Linked DNA regions of Homo sapiens: region 2 is linked to region 1. Evidence: read pairs that join two places in POLR2A ChIA-PET (ENCODE). Cell type or tissue: Caco-2. All regions are shown on one strand. Each heading gives the region's core, and the rest is flanking DNA. Links, peaks and the distances in the headings are about the cores only.

Evidence for each region. ChIA-PET counts read pairs that join two places held together with the same protein. Peaks named below come from ENCODE experiments on the same cell type or tissue, not always from the same donor. Only the 100,000 strongest peaks of a DNase experiment are listed, where the experiment ranks them.
Region 2: POLR2A ChIA-PET joins it to region 1 with 9 read pairs; 2 of 35 experiments call an interaction of 5 or more read pairs at or near these places.

Annotation. Positions count from the first base shown.
Region 1 is chr20:43,681,887-43,687,263 of GRCh38, forward strand. It overlaps MYBL2 (MYB proto-oncogene like 2), which reads left to right. Exons shown (of 14, transcript NM_002466.4): 4 at 908-1,000; 5 at 4,966-5,186. Among named protein-coding and RNA genes, the nearest start is that of MYBL2, 17 kb to the left of the region's middle. In Caco-2, for the core only: no CTCF peak of the experiment used is centred there; no DNase peak of the experiment used is centred there.
Region 2 is chr20:43,493,607-43,498,983 of GRCh38, forward strand. No RefSeq gene overlaps it. Among named protein-coding and RNA genes, the nearest start is that of L3MBTL1, 11 kb to the right of the region's middle. In Caco-2, for the core only: no CTCF peak of the experiment used is centred there; a DNase peak (open chromatin) is centred at 2,685; H3K27me3 peaks cover 345 bases.

The DNA.
Region 1 (5,377 bases), core at 208-5,207:
GGGCAAGGGCTCTGGGAGAACAGTGTGCCTGGGACAGACTTTGCCAAGGAGGGGAAAAGGGAGTTCCTTACTCAGCCCCTGAAAACAAAACCAAATAAAACAGGGCAAATGGACCTTTGTAGGATCTCTCTTCCCAAGCTGGCATTCAGGGTACACTGCTGTAAACATCTTCCAGCTCCTCAGCATGCCTGGTGGTCTTCAGGCTCTGAGACATTTGCAGCATGTGGTGCATATTTGCATTTCTTCCTGTAAGTCAGGAGTGAACAGGTGTTCGGTTTCTCAACAGTGAGACTGAAACTGAGGGGAAGTGATGCTTTCAGCAGGCTTCATGGTGAGGCCCCTGCAGGGCTGGCAGGTGCTACCACATTCGAGTATTTAGAGCCTCCTGATGGTGAGGGGGTTCCCCTCAGGACCTCCTTCTCAGGCCCTCCCACCCCTGACCCACAGGTGTCTGGGAGGGAGGGGGTGTGGCAGGAGCTGCCATATGTCTTACTGCCTGGGCTGCTCAGAAAGCATGTCACCAGATCCTTTCCTGCCCCATTTCCTCATCTCCCCCTCTTCTGTGTAATCTGAACTCTTCAGGGAATAAAAATGCTCTCCTAGAAAAAAGCAGGGGTCCCTGACGTACAAGGAATTAAAGACTTGTGATGGTGGCCCCTTGTGTTCGGTTGGTAGGGAGCGGCTTCCCACAGGGGACCGAGTTTGCCCTCTCGTGTAGCAAAGGGAAACCGCCCATGTTCCGGCATGTGGGCTTGCAGTGAGTGGTGGCTGCATGGAACAGGACACACCTACCCAAGGTGTGCCTAGTCCCAGGCCATAGGCCCCTGAGCCTAGTACTTAACCAGGCCCCCAGCCCGAGGTCCCAGAAGTTCTCACAGATTGGTTTGTTCTTCTGTTCTTTTCCCAGAACCGCACTGACCAGCAATGCCAGTACAGGTGGCTGAGAGTTTTGAATCCAGACCTTGTCAAGGGGCCATGGACCAAAGAGGAAGACCAAAAAGTAACTGCTGGGACAGTGCCTTGCACACAGTGGGTCTTCACCCACCAGTGTACCTGGGGACTGTGAGATTGCCTTGTGTTGGGGTTGGGGGTGTCAAGCTGAGCATTGGGTGTGAGTTGTCTACCAGCCAGTCTGGACACTCTTATGCTGCCCTGGCTCCAGCCCTGAGATTCCAAGTTTCAGAGTGTCTCCAGGCTTCCTCACTCATGGTCTGAGGGCTATTGGGCTGATTACTCGGCTTCTCTTGTTCCACCCATGGAGGGGAGCAGTAGCAGTGCAGCGTTGTCATGAGAATTAAGCAGGTGATGCTTGTAGGGGGCTTGCAGGTTCTGTACATTTGCTCTCAGCAAATGGCAGCTGCTGCTATCCCTGATTTAATGATGATTGCACCCTGTGACCTTCACAGGGCACAGATGCCTTCTTTTGATCGCCACAGCAGTCCTGTGAGGTGGGCAGAAGTTGTTAGTCCCATTTTATAGATGGAGAGAGCAAGGCTCAGAGAGGTTGGGGATGTCCCCAACCTAGAAGAGGCAATAAGTGCCATGACTGCCTGGGGCTACCTTGGGAGTTCCCTCATCTCTTCTCCTCGATACCAGCCCAGAGGATGCCATTCCACTGAGGCAGGCATGGCTTATGAGAAAGAGGGAGATGAAGGGAACTAGGCATTTTTTTTTTTTTTTTTTTTGAGACGGAGTCTTGCTTTGTCGCTCAGGTTAGAGTGCAGTGGCGCGATCTCAGCTCACTGCATCCTCCGCCTCCCGGGTTCAAGCGATTCTCGTGTCTTAGCCTCTTGATTAGCTGGGATTACAGGCACGTGCTACCACACCTGGCTAATTTTTTTGTATTTTTAATAGAGATGGGGTTTCACCATGTTGGTCAGGCTGGTCTTGAACTCCTGACCTCGTGATCTACCCGCCTCAGCCTCCCAAAGTGCTGGAATTACAGACGTGAGCCACCGTGCCTGGCCTGGAACTAGGCGTTTTTAAATTAATTTTTTTTTGAGACGAGTCTTACTCTGTTGCACTGGCTGGAGAGTGTTGGCTAATTTTTTTGATTGATTGAGGCGGGGGTTCGCTCTGTCACCCAGGCTGGGGTACAGTGACATAATCACGGCTCATTGCAGCCTCGACCTCCCAGGCCCAAGCAATCCTCCCACCTCAGCTTCTAAAGTAGCTGGTGCCACATGTGCCACCATGTCTGGCTAATCTTTTTGAAAAATTTTTGTAGAGAGAGTATCTCACTATGCTGCCCAGGCTGGTTGAACTTCTGGGCTCAAATGATCCTCCCACGTCAGCCTCTCAAAGTGCTGGGATTGTAGGTATGAGCCACCATTCCTGTTCTTTTTTTTTTTTTCCTTGTTAATTTTTTTGAGACTGAGTCTTGCTCTGTCGTCCAGGCTGGAGTGCAATGGCGTGATCTTGGCTTACTGCAACCTTCGCCTCCTGGGTTCCAGCAATTCTCTGCCTCAGCCTCCTGAGGAGCTGGGATTACAGGCGCCTGCCACCACGCCCGGCTAATTTTTGTATTTTTAGTAGAGACAGGGTTTCACCATGTTGGCCTGACTGGTCTTGAACTCCTGACCTTGTGATCTACCCACCTCAGCCTCCCAAAGTGCTGGGATTACAAGCGTGAGCCACTGTGCCCGGCCTTTTTTTTTTTTTTTTTAATTTGTAGAGACAGGGTCTTCCTATGTTTTCCAGGCTGGTCTTGAACTACAGGGCTCAAGCTATCTTCTCGCCTTGGCCTCCCAAAGTTCTGGGATTACAGTCATGAGCCATGGCTGGCACTTCGCCTTAAAATTAATTTTTAAGTAACTCGGCGTGGTGGTGGGGTGCCTGTAGTTGGGAGGCTGAGTTGGGAGGATTGCTTGAGCCCAGGAGTTCGAGGTTACAGTGAGCTACGATCACACCACTGTACTCCAGTCTGGGTGACAGAGTGAGACCCTGTCTCTTAAAAAAAAAAAAACACAAAAGAAAACACCTGGGCGTGGTGGCTCACACCTGTAATCCCAGCATTTTGGGAGCCTGGGGTGGGTGGATCACCTGATGTCAGGAGTTTGAGACCAGCCTGACCAACATGGCGAAACCCCGTCTCTACTAAAAATGCAAAGATGAGCTGGGTGTGGTAACCCATACCTGTAATCCCAGCTACTTGGGAGGCTGAGGCAGGAGAATCACCTGAAGTGGGGAGGCGGAGGTTGCAGTGAGCCGAGATGGCGCCATTGTACTCCAGCCTGGGCAGCAGGAGCGAAACTCTGTCTCAAAAAAAAAAAAAAAAGAATGAAATAAAATTTATTTATTTATTTATTTTTGAGATGGAGTTTCGCTCTTGTTGCCCAGGCTGGAGTGCAGTGGCATGATCTCAGCTCATTGCAACCTCCTCCTCCTAGGGACAAGCGATTTTCCTGCCTCAGCCTCCGGAGCAGCTGAGATTACAGGTGCATGCTACCACGCCTGGCTGATTTTTGCATTTTTAGTAGAGACGGGGTTTTGCCATGTTGGTCAGGCTGGTCTTGAACTCCTGACCTCAGGTGATCCACCTGCCTCGACCTCCCAAAGTGCTTGGATTACAGGTGTGAGCCACCGGGCCTGGCCTGAGACCTTGTCTCTTAAGAATAAAATAAAATTTAGTTTGAAAATACTTTTTTGGCTGGGTGTGGCCAGGAATTTGAGAACAGCCTGGCCAACATGGTGAAACCCTGTCTACCAAAAAATACAAAAATTAGCCAGGTGTCTTGGTGTGCCTGTAATCCCAGCTACTCAGGAGGCTGAGGCGGGAGAATCGCTTGAACCCAGGAGACGGAGGTTGCAGTGAGCTGAGATCGCCCCACTGCACCCCAGCCTGGGCGACAGAGTGAGACACTGTCTCAAAAAAATGGCGGTGGCTCACGCCTATAATCCCAGCACTTTGGGAGGCCAAGTCGGGCGGATCACCTGAGGTCGGGAGTTCAAGACCAGCCTTATCAACATGGAGAAACCCCGTCTCTACTAAAAATACAAAATTAGCCGGGCATGGTGGTGCATGCCTGTAATCTCAGCTACTTGGGAGGCTGAGGCAGGAGAATCACTTGAACCCGGAAGGCGGAGGTTGTGGTGAGCCAAGATCGTGCCATTGCACTCCAGCCTGGGCAACAAGAGCAAAACTTCGTCTCAAAAAAAATAAATAAAAAATAAAAAGTGAAAACATAAAATCTTTAAAAAAAAAAATCAAAGTGATATGTGGTTGCTATAAAAATTTAAACCATACAGAAGTGAAGTCAAATATTTCTTCACCAAAATCTTTGCCAAAAGAAGCATCCACTCTTCCCAGTTTCTTGTGGCCTGTGTGCACATGAGAACGCGTGTGTCTGTTGTGTAGGTGGGGCCTGGCCTGGCTCTTGTGGCTGCGTATGTTGTGGTTTGTGTCCTGAGCTAGGAAGCCTGACTGAGGGCAGGTGGGGACTCAGGTCTGGCTAGGTCAGCCCGCGATGCCTGCTACCATGGCTCAGCCTGTGCCCTCCCAATTTCCATGGAAGTGCTGGAGGGTCTTGTGGCAGCCTGGGGCCTGGCTGGTGTGGGAAAGTCTGTTTCCCACCTTTAGTTTGGACTCCGTGTGTGTTGTTCCTCCTCATCCCTCTGCTCTTTTCTACTTAGCTTATTGGGTTGAGCCCTGGAGAGGGAAGCAGGACTCTGGCGCCTTTGTTTACCCCCACTTGATCTCTACTCTAGAAAGGGTCTCTGGTATTCTTGGCCTAGATTTATTCCAGGCAATAAATGAGAGGGATGCGGTCAGATCCTCAGGTAGGCCCTGTGGGCTACACAAAGTCATCCTGGGTGGCATCCCCTGCAGCTCGCTCAGTGTTGCCTGAGGGGATGTGGTAGGTGGCACCTCTCAGGGCCATGGCAAGGCTCAGGTGGATGTGAAGGGCTATGGTGGGGGCGAGAGAGGGGCCGGTGCAAGTGGCTACCCAGAGACTTTTCTCTAAGGTCATCGAGCTGGTTAAGAAGTATGGCACAAAGCAGTGGACACTGATTGCCAAGCACCTGAAGGGCCGGCTGGGGAAGCAGTGCCGTGAACGCTGGCACAACCACCTCAACCCTGAGGTGAAGAAGTCTTGCTGGACCGAGGAGGAGGACCGCATCATCTGCGAGGCCCACAAGGTGCTGGGCAACCGCTGGGCCGAGATCGCCAAGATGTTGCCAGGGAGGTAAGCTGTCTTCTTGGGGGTTGGGACAGGTTCCCGGGAGGCCAGGCCCGTGTTTCTGATGGAGGAGGGTTCCTGGGTGGGTATTGTGGTCCTGTGCTCTTGTTCTGTAACACCCAGCCTCGGCTCCAGGGCTCCCAGAGGCATGCATAGTCAGGAGGAAGGGTGGTTCCCCAGGGAAGGCCCTGTCTTCT
Region 2 (5,377 bases), core at 89-5,088, 190 kb before region 1:
AGATAAAAAACACACACACACACAGCTGCTACTCTGGTTGAAGTAGGGGAATTACTTGGAATTCTCCCTCCAGGGACCACCACCCCCTTACATGCATCCTTTTTTTCTTTTATGTCCCTGGGGACATAGCCCAAAAGTTCCTGGTTTATACATTGTGCTATTCAAAATGCTGCAGTCTCCCACAAATGAAATCTAATTCCGTACACGTCATTAGGTCTCATAGATCCAATCCTGTTATGTAAAAGTTGAGGGAGTTACACAGTCCTTTTATGAAACAAGAATTTGTCAAATCAAATGTTGCTTCAGTCTTTGCAGTGGCCCTGGCTGCCACGAGATTCACCCTGCAGTACAAAGTGCTCCAGAAAACCACTTACATGAGCTGAGCCTCCTGAGCTGCCACGAGCTTCTGGGGCACACACTTCAGAAACATCCTCATGTGCTTTGCACTCACCCCCTGCTTCTGTTGTTTTGGTGATTGCTGCACATACATTCCAAAAAGAATCACTTACATGTGTTACAGGAAAGGGGTCCTGATCCAGACCCCCAAGAGAGGGTTCTTGGATCTCATGCAAGAAAGAATTCAGGGCGAGTCCACAGAGTAAAGTAAAAGCAAGTTTATTAAGAAAGTAAAGGAATAAAAGAATGACTACTCCAGGCCGGGTGCGGTGGCTCACGCCTATAATCCCAGCACTTTGGGAGGCTGAGGCGGGCGGATCACCTGAAGTCAGGAGTTCGAGACCAGCCTGGCCAACATGACAAAACCCTGTCTCAACTAAAAGTACAAAAATTAGCCGGGCGTGGTGGTGGGCATCTGTAATCCCAGCTACTCGGGAGGCTGAGGCAGGAGAATCATTCGAACCCGGCAGGCAGAGGTTGCAGTGAGCTGAGATTGCGCCACTGCACCCCAGCCTGGGCAACAGAGCAAGATTGTCTCAAAAAAAAAAAACAACAACAACAACAAAAAACTGACCCTACTAAGGGCTGCTGCTTGCCCATTTTTATGGTTATTTCTTGATGATATGCTAAACAAGGGTTGGATTATTCATGCCTCCCCTTTTTAGACCATATAGTGTAACTTCCTGACGTTTCCATGACATTTGTAAACTGTCATGGTGCTGGTGGGAGTGTGGCAGTGAGGCATACCAGAGGTCACTCTTGTCGCCATCTTGGTTTTGGTGGGATTTTGCCGGCTTTTTTACTGCAACCTGTTTTATCAGCAAGGTCTTTATGATCTGTATCATGGGCTGACATCCTATCTCACCTTGTGACTTAGAATGCCTTAACAGTCTGGGAATACAGCCCAGTAGGTCTCAGTGGCATTTTACCCAGCCCCTACTCAAGATGGAGTTGCTCTGGTTCAACTCCATTGGACGAGATTTACCTCCATTGGATTTACCTCTCCAAGTTGCCACCTGTAACCCTAGGATCAGTATTATGACATTTACATGACCAACCTTCCCAATGCCTGCACAATTTGCCTATTCTGGAAAAACTTATTTTAATTTTTTGTTTCCTGTGGGGTTTCTTTCTTTGTTCTTCTTTTTTTTTTTAAGTGAGTGGTTACTTCTAATGTATATGTATCAATAACTTTTATCAGCTTATCTCAGTATACAGTGACACCATGAAAGTGAATGTGAATGCCAGGCACTTCATAAGAGAATCAGTTACTTGACCAACTGTATTAGTCAGGGTTCTCCAGCGGAACAGGACCAATAGGATATATGTATATATAAAAAAGGGTTTATTAGGGAGAATTGGCTCACATTGATTACAAGACAAGTCCTACCGTAGGCTATCTGCAAGCTGGGGAAAAAGAGAAGGTGGCAGCCTGGCTCAGTCCAAGTCTGAAAGCCTTAAAACCAGGGAAGCCCAAGTGTAGCCTTCAGTCTGAGGCTGAAAGCCTGAGAGCCCCCAGGATGCTGCTGGTGTTAAGTTCCAGAGTCCAAGGCCCAACAAACTGCAGTCTGATGTCCAAGGGCAAGAGGAGAGGAAGCAAGCATTGGCACAGGAAGACAGAGAGAGCACGCTAGAGGACATAGCCAGCTGAATATCCCTTCTTCTGCCTGCTTTGTTCTAGCTATGCTGGCAGCCCATTGGATGGTGCCCACCCACATTGAAGGTAGGTCTTCCTCTCCCAGTCCATTTACTCAAATGTCAATTTCCTCTGGAAACACCCTCACAGACACTCCCAGGAGGTGTTTCACCAGCCAGCTGGCATCCCTCAATCCAGTCAAGTTGACACAATATTAACCATCACACCAACTTTGTTGTTACCTTGTATGCTAGGCAGAATAATGATCCCCCAAACATGGTCACATTCTAATCCCTGGAACCTGTAAATATGTTATGTTTTATGGCAAGACGGAATTAAAGTTGCAGATGGAACTAAGTTTGCTGATACACTGAGTTTAAAATAGGGAGATTCTCCTACATTATTTGGGTGGGCCCAATGTGAGAACAAGCATCCTTAAAAGATGAAAAGAGAGGCCAAAGAGTGAGTGTCATAGTGATACGGTGTGAGAAAAACTTGACCAGCAATTGATAGCTTAGACGATGGAGAAAGGGGCCACAAACCAATGAATGTAGACAGCCTCTTGAAGCTAGAACACGCAAGAAACTGGATCCTCTCCTAGAGCCTCCAGAAAGGAATGCAGCTCTGCTGACACCTTAACGCTGAGTGAGACCCATTTTGGACTTCTGACCTCCAGAACTATGACATAATAAACGTATGTTAGGTGTTTTGGCCAGACGCAGTGACTCACGCCTGTAATCCCAGCACTTTGGGAGGCCAAGGTGGGCAGATCATGAGGTCAGGAGATCGAGACCATCCTGGATAACACGGTGAAACGCCATCTCTACTAAAAATACAAAAAATTAGCCAGACGTGGTGGTGTGTGCCTGTAGTCCCAGCTACTCAGGAGGCTGAGGCAGGAGAATGGCATGAACCTGGGAAGCGGAGCTTGCAGTGAGCAGAGATCTCGCCACTGCACTCCAGCCTGGGTGACAGAGCAAGACTCTGTCTCAAAAAAAAAAAAAAAAAAAAGGTATGTTAGGTGTTTTAAGCCGCTAACTTTCTGGTAACTTGTTACAGCAGCAATAGAAAACTAATACAGCTCGATTTTTTTCATTGGGTTCCTCAGCATCATTGTAAGACATGAATTCTAAGGGTGTGTTGAGAGCAAGGTTCAGATATTTAGCAGAGTAGGAGAAAAGGAAATAATCGAGGCTCTGGCCCTCGCCGACACAAATTTTCCTAGTGGATATAGACCTATTTTTTCACAAACGTAAGTGCAACAGTAAATTTCCAAAGCCCCGTAGAAAATTTGTCAGTCTCTGATGTTCTGAATAACATACAGCCATACCCGCACTGTAAAGTTACTAATCTCCCTCCCCATCCCTTGCCATACTGTGCTCTTTCGAAGGAAGTCACTCTGTGCAACCCGCACTTGAGGAGTGGTGCTACGGTTTGAGTGTCCCCTTCCAAACTCATGTTGAAATTTCATTACCAATGTAATTAAGAGGCAGGACCTTCAAGAGGTGATTAGGTCAGGAGGACTCTGCCCTCATAGTGGATTAATGCTGTTATTTCAGGAGTGGGTTAGTTATCCCAAGAGTGGGTTCCTGATAAAAAGGATGAAGCTGACCATCAGCTGAATAAGATATAGTTCCAGCTACTTGGGAGGCTGGAGCAGGAGGGTTGCTTGAGCCTAGGAGTTCAAAACCATAGTGTGCTATGATTCTTGTGAACAGTGATTGTACTCCAGCCTGGGTAACATAGTGAGGCCCTATCTTTTTTTTTTTTTTTTGAGAAAGAGTCTTGCTCTGTCACTCTGTCCCTAGGCTAGAGTGCAGTGGCGTGATCTCGGCTCACTACAACTTTTGCCTCCCAGGTTCAAGTGATTCTCCTGCCTCAGCCTCTCAGGGATTACAGGTGCCTGCCACCACACCTGGCTAATTTTTTTGTATTTTTAGTAGAGACAGGGGTTTCACCATTTTGACCAGGCTGGTCTTGAACTCCTTACCTCAGATGATCCACCCACCTTGGCCTCCCAAAGTGCTGGGATTACAGGTGTGAGCTACTGTGCCCAGCCACAAGACCCTGTCTTTAAAAAAAAAGAAAAAAAAGTTGAGTTTAGCCAAATTTCCTCTCTTTATCCATGTTCACTTGCCCTTCTGCCATGTTATGATTCAGCACAAAGGCCTTCACTAGATGCTGGTGCCATGCTCTTGGACTTCCCAGGCTCCAGAACCATAAGCCAAATAAACTTCTATTGTTTATAAATTGTCCAGTCTGTGGTATTCTGTTATGCACCAGAAAACAGACTAAGACAGGTGGGGAATTATGCTTCCTTTTCTTTAGGGTGGAGTATCTAATCCCTTTGCATTGGAATCCCTCTGCATGAGAGATTTGTCTCATCTCCCGTATTTATTATTCAATCTTTTTATATCAATATGGACTCCTGGGTATTTATTTTATTCTTTAGCTTATAATTCAATATTACTTTATTTTGTTGTGCAAATTATTCCAGTGTCAGCCATTTGGAGCACTTGTTGTTTCCTTTGCCCCTTTGATTAATGCCCATCATTGTGTTTTGTTTTTCTTTTCATTTCTGGCACTATAAGATAAATCCTGTGTATATTTCATCTCAAACATTGTATTTTTTATATCTAGAAGTTTAATTTGGGTCTTTTAAAAATTATCTCCTTTTTTTTTTTTCCAAGATGGATTCCCACTCTGTCGCCCAGGCTGGAGTGCAGTGGCACAATCTTGGCACAACCTCTGACTCCTGGGTTCAAGCGATTCTCCTGCCTCAGCCTCCCAAGCAGCTGGGATTACAGGCGCCCGACACCATGCCTGGCTAATTTTTTTGTATTTTTAGTAGAGACAGAGTTTCGCTGTGTTGGCCAGGCTGGTCTCAAACTTCTGACCTCAGGTGATCCGCCCACCTCGGCCTCCCAAAGTGCTGGAATTACAGGCATGATCCACAATGCCCAGCCTCCTCTTCTGGCTGGGCGTGGTGGCTCACACCTGTAGTCCCAGCACTTTGGGAGGCCGAGGCAGGTGGATCATGAGGTCAGGAGATCGAGACCACACTGGCCAACATGGTGAAACCCCGTCTCTACTAAAAATACAAAAAATTAGCTGGGCGTGGTGGTGGGCGCCTGTAGTTTCAGCTACTTGGGAGGCTGAGGCAGGAGAATGGCGTGAACCTGGGAGGCAGAGCTTGCAGTGAGCTGAGATCTCACCACTGCACTCCAGCCTGGGCAACAGAGCAAGACTTGGTCTCAAAAAAAAAAAAGTATCTTCTATTTCTCTACTTAACATGTTCAATTCTTCCTCTAGCTTCTTCAGCATATGGAATATAGTTATAATAAC